Linked DNA regions of Mus musculus: region 2 is linked to region 1. Evidence: chromatin contacts called from ENCODE POLR2A ChIA-PET data. All regions are on one chromosome and are shown on one strand. Each heading gives the region's core, a stretch centred on a gene start or an enhancer-like site at or near the end of the contact. The rest is flanking DNA. Distances are from core to core; before and after follow the strand shown. Region 1 holds the start of Eif1 (eukaryotic translation initiation factor 1). Region 2 overlaps Jup (junction plakoglobin).

Region 1 (3,753 bases), core at 891-3,390:
ACTACTTGCCCAGCATGACCCTTGGACTCAATCCCCAGGACACCCCCCCCCTCAATAAAATCCTTTCATGTCCACCTTTTCCTCCCTGGGGAATGTTCTGTTTGATGAGTTTCTGCCCTGCTCCACAGCATCTTATAAACTCAGGCCACGATGCCACCGCCTTACCGGTCTTATCTAACCAGCTCATCTGAAGGAGCAGCCTGGGTCTGTGGCACTTGTCACACCAGCTCAATTCTTTCCCCAGCACCTCTCTCGACCCAGTATTATTAGTCTGTTTATTTTCTGCCTGTCCAGGAGGTCAGGGAGACTGATGACCTGTGCATAAACTGACTGTTCACGAGGCCAGCACACAAGTTTTTACTGTTGCTGTTTTAGTTTAGTTTGGTTTGTTTGCTTTAAGAGACAGTGTTTCTCTGTGGTAACAAACAGCCCTGGTTGTCCTGGGACTTGTTCTATAAACTAGGCTGGCCTTGAACTCAGAGATCTGCCTACCTCTGCCTCCTGAGTGCTGGGACTAAAGGCGTGTGCCACCACACCTGACTAAGCTTGCAAGTTTTTGTTGGAATTGTGTGGTGCTTTTTGGCATTTTTTTTCTCTGTTGTATTTGTTTTGGGCCTTTTGGTTTTTTGTTTGTTTTTTTTTTTTTTTCGAGACAGTGTTTCTCTGTATAGATAGCCCTGGCTGTCCTGGAACTCACTTTGTAGACCAGGCTGGCCTCTAACTCAGAAATCCACCTTCCTCTGCATCCCAAGTGCTGGGATTAAAGGTGTGTGCCACCATCCAGCAGTTTCTTGTTTTGAAAGTCTCATTGTATAGATCTGCTGGGTCTCAAACTCGCAGGCATCTATCTGCCAGCCTCTGCCTCACAAGTGCTAAGATCAAAGGCGTGCCCCACCACACCCGGCCTATTTTTCTGGTTCTTCAGAGACAGTAGCCAGTCTAGTACTGAATTCACTTGACCTTGAACTTTTTCCTCTGGCTTCCTTCTCCTGAGAGCTGGGATGTACCACCATACCTAGAAGTTGGCAGTATTTTTAAGTTAAGAGATTTTATATAAAGCACCCACTCTTTGGGGAGCATTTGAATAAAGTCTGACACAGTAGTTATCAGCCTCTGGTTCTCCTATTGGCCCCCACAAACCCAGTTACATCACACTTGGCTGTCTCTTTTTTTTTTTTTTTTTTTTTTTCGGTTTTTCGAGACAGGGTTTCTCTGTATACCTTGGCTGTCCTGGAACTCACTCTGTAGACCAGGCTAGCCTCGAACTCGGAAATCCGCCTGTCTCTGCTTCCCAAGTGCTGGGATTAAAGGTGTGCGCGGTGGCACTTGCCTTTAATCCCACCACTCATGGGGCAAAAGCAGACCCCATGTGGCCAGCCTGGTCTATAGAGTTCCAGCACAGCCAAAACCCTGTCTTGAAAAAACAAAAAGAAAGGTTAACTGCTTTGAAAAAAATATTCACCTAGACTCTACAAAGGCTTTACCTCACACACAGGCTTGTAGGACAAAAGGCATCCTGTGAGGCTTGGACATTTTTTTCCTGGGGTCCCCACTCCTACCTAAGGGACTACTTCCTTCCTTAGAAGAATTAATCTAAATAATAATTTTTGGTTACCAATTTTAAAACATGCTAATCCAAATGATACCCTATATAAGGTCCAAATTTTGATCACGTTATTTTATGCTGATTAAATGGCTATATCTGTGAATACGTGCAGAGAAGGGTAGGTTGATGGGTGGCTGGATCAGTCGAATTTTGGAGGACCCGCACGTAATTACCCTTTAAAGCAAATCGATCCTCACCCTAAGACCCATCTCAGAGCTAGTGCCAGGACCCCAACAGGGTCAAGATGGTAGAACGTGCGGTAGGCGCAGGCGCGCTCGAAACCTCCGCCAGTTTTCGCGGCCGCTCAGACAACTACCATGCCCACTGCGCAAGCGCGCAGGCGGACCAAGCTTTCCCTCCCCCCTCTCGCCCCTCCCTGAGTCAACAGAACATCCTTTCCAGGCCAAACCCAGTGCGCACGCGTCAAGCCTTGACTCCGCCCCCCGACCAATAGGAAGCCGCAGCGCTCGGGCGTCCGGGAGCTTGACTCCATGGGTGGGGCCGAGACGTGAGGGCAGCGCGCTGGCGTCACAGGGGCGGCTATATAAGTGAATACAGGCGCCGCCCCTCCGCCCCAGTCACTGAGCCGCCGCCGAGGACTCAGCTGCCTCCCCCTCGAGCCCCCTCGCTTCCCGACGCTCCGTCCCCCCCGCCCGCCTTCTCCCGCAGCCGCCTTCCGCAGGCCGTTTCCACCGAGGAAAAGGAATCGTATCGTATGTCCGCTATCCAGAACCTCCACTCTTTCGGTGAGCCTGGGGAAGGTCGCGCGGGCCTGGGGGGGGGGTGGCGGGGTCGGAGCTCGGAGAGCCGCCGAGCGCGGCGAGCCCATCTTAGCTCGGGCTGGAGGGGTGGTGATGCCCGTGGAACCGAGATCTGCGCCCAGGGTCGACCTCTGAGGGTGCCCGGAAGAAACGGGTGGGAGGTGAGCCCTTGGGCGGGCCCGGCGTCTCGGGTGGCGCATTTACTAATGGCTCCTGCCTCTCGGCGAGCCACACCCGCCCCCTCCCGCCACCCCTGCGTCATGTCCTCTACGTCACCGTCGTTGTCTCGGAGCTGGGAGGGAAGGCCCCGCCTCGGGAGCCTGGCTTCCGGTAGGTTGCATCAGCCGGGTGGGGCGCTGCCTGCCCACTAGGTCTCTCCAGCACGTGATCAGCCTTGGCGGGAGGGCTGGCCTAGAGCAGAAAGCTAGCTCTAGTACTGGCCAGTTCCCGGAGGGACAACAAAGGACACCTCCGGATTATTTCTTCACAGACCCCTTTGCTGATGCAAGTAAGGGTGATGACCTGCTTCCTGCTGGCACTGAGGATTATATCCATATAAGAATTCAACAGAGAAACGGCAGGAAGACCCTTACCACTGTCCAAGGGATCGCTGATGATTACGATAAAAAGAAACTAGTGAAGGCGTTTAAGAAGGTGGGTCTGCTGTGGAGAGAGCACGTTGTATGGTCTACCAAGGGAGAGGGTGCAAACGTCAAGGGAGTCCGTGTTGATGGCATGGCCTCTTAGATGCTGCATCCTTTTGTCCTTGCAGAAATTTGCCTGCAATGGTACTGTAATTGAGCATCCAGAATATGGAGAAGTAATTCAGCTACAGGGTGACCAGCGCAAGAACATATGCCAGTTCCTGATAGAGGTGAGTTTAGGCCGCCCTCAATGCATTATGGGTTTCCTGAATTTCTAATCCTTACAGTTGAGCTTTTAAATACATGTAGACATTCCCACTTTCAAACAGTACTTGGGGGTGGCATAGGGAAGTTTTAGTAACAGTGGTCAATTGAACCATTGTGTCTACTGGGATAGACTGAAGTACTCTTCTTTATTGGGACTCCTTGCAAGGTGTATATGGGAGAATCTGTTGACGTCATGTAACCTGTCCCTCTCCCTTGTCCTCTTTTTGCAGATTGGGCTGGCTAAGGACGATCAGCTGAAGGTTCATGGGTTTTAAGTGCTTGTGGCTCTCTGAAGCTTAAGTGAGGATTTCCTTGCAATGAGTAGAATTTCCCTTCTGTCCCTTGTCACAAGTTTAAAAACCTCACAGCTTGTATAATGTAATCATTTGGGGTCCGCTTTTAACTTGGACTAGTGTAACTCCTTCATGCAATAAACTGAAAAGAGCCATGCTGTGTAGTCTTGAAGTCCCTCATT
Region 2 (3,914 bases), core at 1,067-3,566, 57 kb after region 1:
CTGAGCAGACACAGCCTCTGCTAACATGTCAGCACATGACCAGTACATTTTATCACCGTCTTATTATATATTATGTATTTTATATTATATATAATTATATATTAGAGCATATTGCATATATAAATATATAGCATATAATATACTACAGAAAATATAATATATAGTATATACTATATATGCTATATGTAGTATAATATATACTATGTGTATTATATAAATATACTACATATATATAGTATATGCTATAGTATATAGTATAGTATATATAAATATACTACATATATACCATATATATGTATGTTTATGTATATGCATATATGCTTTTGTTTTTCCAGGCAGTATTTCTCTGTATAATAGCCCTGGCTGTCCTGGATTCCCTTTGTAGACCAGGCTGGCCTGAAACTCACAGAGTTGCACCTGCCTCTGCCTCCTGAGTGCTGGGATTAAAGGTGTGCCCAATCTCGCTATAGGTATGTTCGCATGTGTCTCTATATGTGTGTATCGTGGTGACTGTGTTTTGGGGCACGTGTGCACTTGAGTGTATGTTCTTGTGTATGATGATCAGAGGTTGGAGTCACATGTTCCCTTCTGTTGCGTCTCAATTTTTCAGGCAGGGTCTGTCTCTGAACCTGCAGCTCCAGGTCTGGCAAGGCTCACTCCTCCTGTCTCCGCTCCTCCCACGCTGCTCGGGTTAAAAGCTGCTGCAGCACCTGAGTGCTGGGAATCTGATCTCAGCTCCTCGAGGATGCACGGCAAAGCCCCACTGGCAGTCATCTCCCAGCCCCACCAATAATGCTGATTTCTGCCTGCCATGGTAGAATAAGGCACGTTCCTGTGTATTAGTTCAAAGTCTGTCCTACAAACCTATGAGTTCATTCCACTGAAGGTAGGTCAGGATGAGACCTTAACTCTGAAAACTGATAAAAAATATTTTCAAAGGAAAAAAAAAATCTTGGGCTGGGGATGTAGCTTGGGGGTAGAGTTCTTGCCCCTGAGCTTGGCCCTGACTCAATCCCCAGGGCCACAAAGCAAAACAAATGCATCCCATGATTTGTGAGGCCTCACTGCACATGGCAGTATGACATATTAAAGCATTCTTCTATTTTGTTTAAAAGATAAGGTCTTGCTATTAGCCCAGGCTACCCTAGAACTGTCTCTCAATGCCCCAGTCTCAGCCTCCCCAGGGCAATATCACACACTGCCATTCTTTAGATTTTTTTTTTTTTTTTTGGTTTTTCAGGGTTTCTCTGTATAGCCCTGGCTGTCCTGGAACTCACTCTGTAGACCAGGCTGGCCTCAAACTCAGAAATCCACCTGTCTCTGCCTCCCAAGTGCTGGGATTAAAGGCATGCGCCACCAGATTATTTTTAAAGTCAAAGATAACCCAGGCTAGCCTTGAGCTCACTGAGTATATCCAAGGCTGGTCTTGCATGGCTAATCCTCCTGCCTCCGCTCCTCAGAGCTGGAATGAGAAGCATGTACCACCACACCCAGTGGTTTCCTTCAAAACTACTTCCTCACCATTAGACAAAGGGCTTGTTTTTAACAGCTGTGTCTGCAGTAGTTATCTCGGTTCAGTTATGCTAAATGATTTTCCCCAAGAGAGAGTCCCATCTGAATTCCAGGCCAAAGGATAGCTCCCAGACTGCCCTTCCCCCAAGTAGGCGAGACCCAAGACGCTCAGTTTATCCAACCCTCAAGCTGGCCAATTTGACAGTGGAAAATGGCCTCTCACTGGGAGCTAAATTTCATTTCTGTAAATTCCTGGGCCGAGCATTCTGCTTATGAGCCACCTGGGAGCCACTTGTTGACTCTGTGAGCACCACACTGTTAGGACCCAGTGTTAATGAGCTCCGGTGTGCTGAGGCGCTGGCTCCTAGGTTCCATGTTTGTCCCTTTCCTGTTTCTTGAATCTGCAGATGCTCTTCATGTCTGCATGTGGCTGCACTTCAAGAAGGCTCTCGTGATCTAAGTTCGGAAAGCCACTTATCCACCCTTCTCTACACAGACCTAGACTACTCCTGGCCCACACATTCCAAACCCCTCAGCAGCACCTGGGGACAGATCTGCCCATCTGTACCGGACTCACCTGGACAAACAGGGGAATGGTGTTGAGCCGGAAGATCTCCATGCGGTTCATGGGATCCCGGGCGAGGATGTGCAGGGCTCCGGTGCAGCCTTCCACGATCTCCTCCATCCTCACACCATCCGTGTAGGGCTGCTGGGTGCCTGCAGCCACATGGCGCTGGGCGTCCTGGTGGGCCTTGACCAACAGCTGGACGAGGCGGGGAATGACCGCGGCCTCCTGCAGAGGGGCATGGTTGGCTGGGCACAGAGCCAGGTTCCGGATCAGGCCAATAGTTGCCTGGCAAGAAAGGAGGCAGTGATGAGTGGAGGGGCGGGTAGTCCTTAAACATCTGGAGGATCCCTGATCCCCGGCTTTAGGTATTTTGTCCTTCCTGTCATCTCTTCTGAATCTGAGTCCCACTTCAGCAACAACCGCAGAGTCAGGAGCATCCTGGCTACTCCTGGAACGGAACTGGGGGCTTGTGGGCGGGGCTGTAGGCACAGAACTGAAGGAATCTAGAGCTAAGGTTGGGGCTTTAGCTCAGTTAGGACACACAAAGGGTTGGATACCCAGCACCGCACAGAGTGGGTGTGATGGCACAGAACTTACCCCAGCAAGTAGGGAGAGGCTGAGGCAGGAGGATCAAGGCGAACCTTGGCTACAATCTGAGGTTAGCTTGGGATACCTGAGACTGTACTTTTTTTTTTAATAATAATAATAGTAATAAAGGAACTAGATTGCTAAGGTGGGACATGTCTATAGTATTCTCAGCAGTCAGGAGCCTGAGGCAGGAGGATTGAAAGTCTAAGGACAGCCTGGGTTACATCTCAGGGTCCTTGTTTCAAAAAATAGCCAGAGTCAGGAATGGTGACAAACACCTTCAATCCCCCGTACTCGGGAGGCAGAGGCAGAAGAATCTCTGTGAGTTCGAGGCCAGCCTGGTCTACAGAACTCCAGGACCATCAGAGCTATAGAGTGAGACCCTGTCCCCCCAAAACAAAATAAATAAGTGAAGACTCTAAAAATAAATAATAGCTGGGCGGTGGTGGCGCACGACTTTAATCCCAGCACTCTGGAGGCAGAGGCAGGCGGATTTCTGAGTTTGAGGCCAGCCTGGTCTACAGAGTGAGTTCCAGGACTGCCAAGACTACACAGAGAAGCCCTGTCTCGAAAAACGAGAAAAAAAAAAACCATATGGTGGGACAGATAAATGAAAAGACTCAGTCTCTAAGAGCAGAGCCAATGTTGAAGCAAAAAAGGCCATGGGAGCTGCTTCCTATTTCTAGGCCCTGCTCTTCTGGATCCTTACCATATATCCCTATGACCCTGAACATGGACAGACCCCTCACCTACCCCTACCCCAGTGCCTGTGGCCTTTACTGGGTACCTTGACCAGTGGCCACTGGTTTGGCTGGTTGAGCAGTTTCACAATGGCCGGGATTCCATAGTTGAGGCGCACAGAGTTCTGGGCCATCTCAGCCTCGGGGTGACGGCTGGTAAGGTGGCGCAGGGCACAGACAGCGGGCTCTGTGATGTCATCTTTGTCTCCGGCTCTCAGGATGGCGTGGATGAGCGCCTCCACGCCACTGTTCTGTGTCACCAGCGTCTTGTTTTTGCTGTTGTTGCAGGTCAGGTTGGAGAGGGTGCCCGTGGCACAGGTGAGGACGTTGACGTCATCTACACTCAGTTGGTTGACCAGGATCTTCAGCACACTCTCCAGGCCCTCCTGAGACAGGAAGCGCATGCAGGGTAAGGGACACGGCCATCTCTATACAGCCTCTCCAATAGGTCCAAGGGGGAATGGACAGGCCGAAGGGCTAGGGCTTGCTTGTATCTAGCTGGGAAC

Evidence for each region. ChIA-PET counts read pairs that join two places held with the same protein, here RNA polymerase II (POLR2A).
Region 2: POLR2A ChIA-PET joins it to region 1 with 55 read pairs in embryonic stem cell. The contact joins the enhancer-like site here to the promoter of Eif1 in region 1. POLR2A ChIA-PET finds 5 or more read pairs at or near these places in 5 of 5 experiments (Patski and embryonic stem cell).

The regions. Positions count from the first base shown.
Region 1 is chr11:100,317,809-100,321,561 of GRCm38, forward strand. It overlaps Eif1 (eukaryotic translation initiation factor 1), which reads left to right and starts at 2,141. Exons shown (of 4, transcript NM_011508.2): 1 at 2,141-2,352; 2 at 2,858-3,021; 3 at 3,140-3,241; 4 at 3,509-3,753. The coding sequence starts at 2,322. The coding sequence ends at 3,553.
Region 2 is chr11:100,374,634-100,378,547 of GRCm38, forward strand. Jup (junction plakoglobin) reads right to left here. Exons shown (of 14, transcript NM_010593.2): 8 at 3,456-3,794; 9 at 2,090-2,365. Among named protein-coding and RNA genes, the nearest start is that of Hap1, 20 kb to the left of the region's middle. Within about 2 kb of position 2,317, at least 1 of the 3 ENCODE cell types and tissues checked has a DNase peak (open chromatin) inside an H3K27ac peak, as active enhancers do.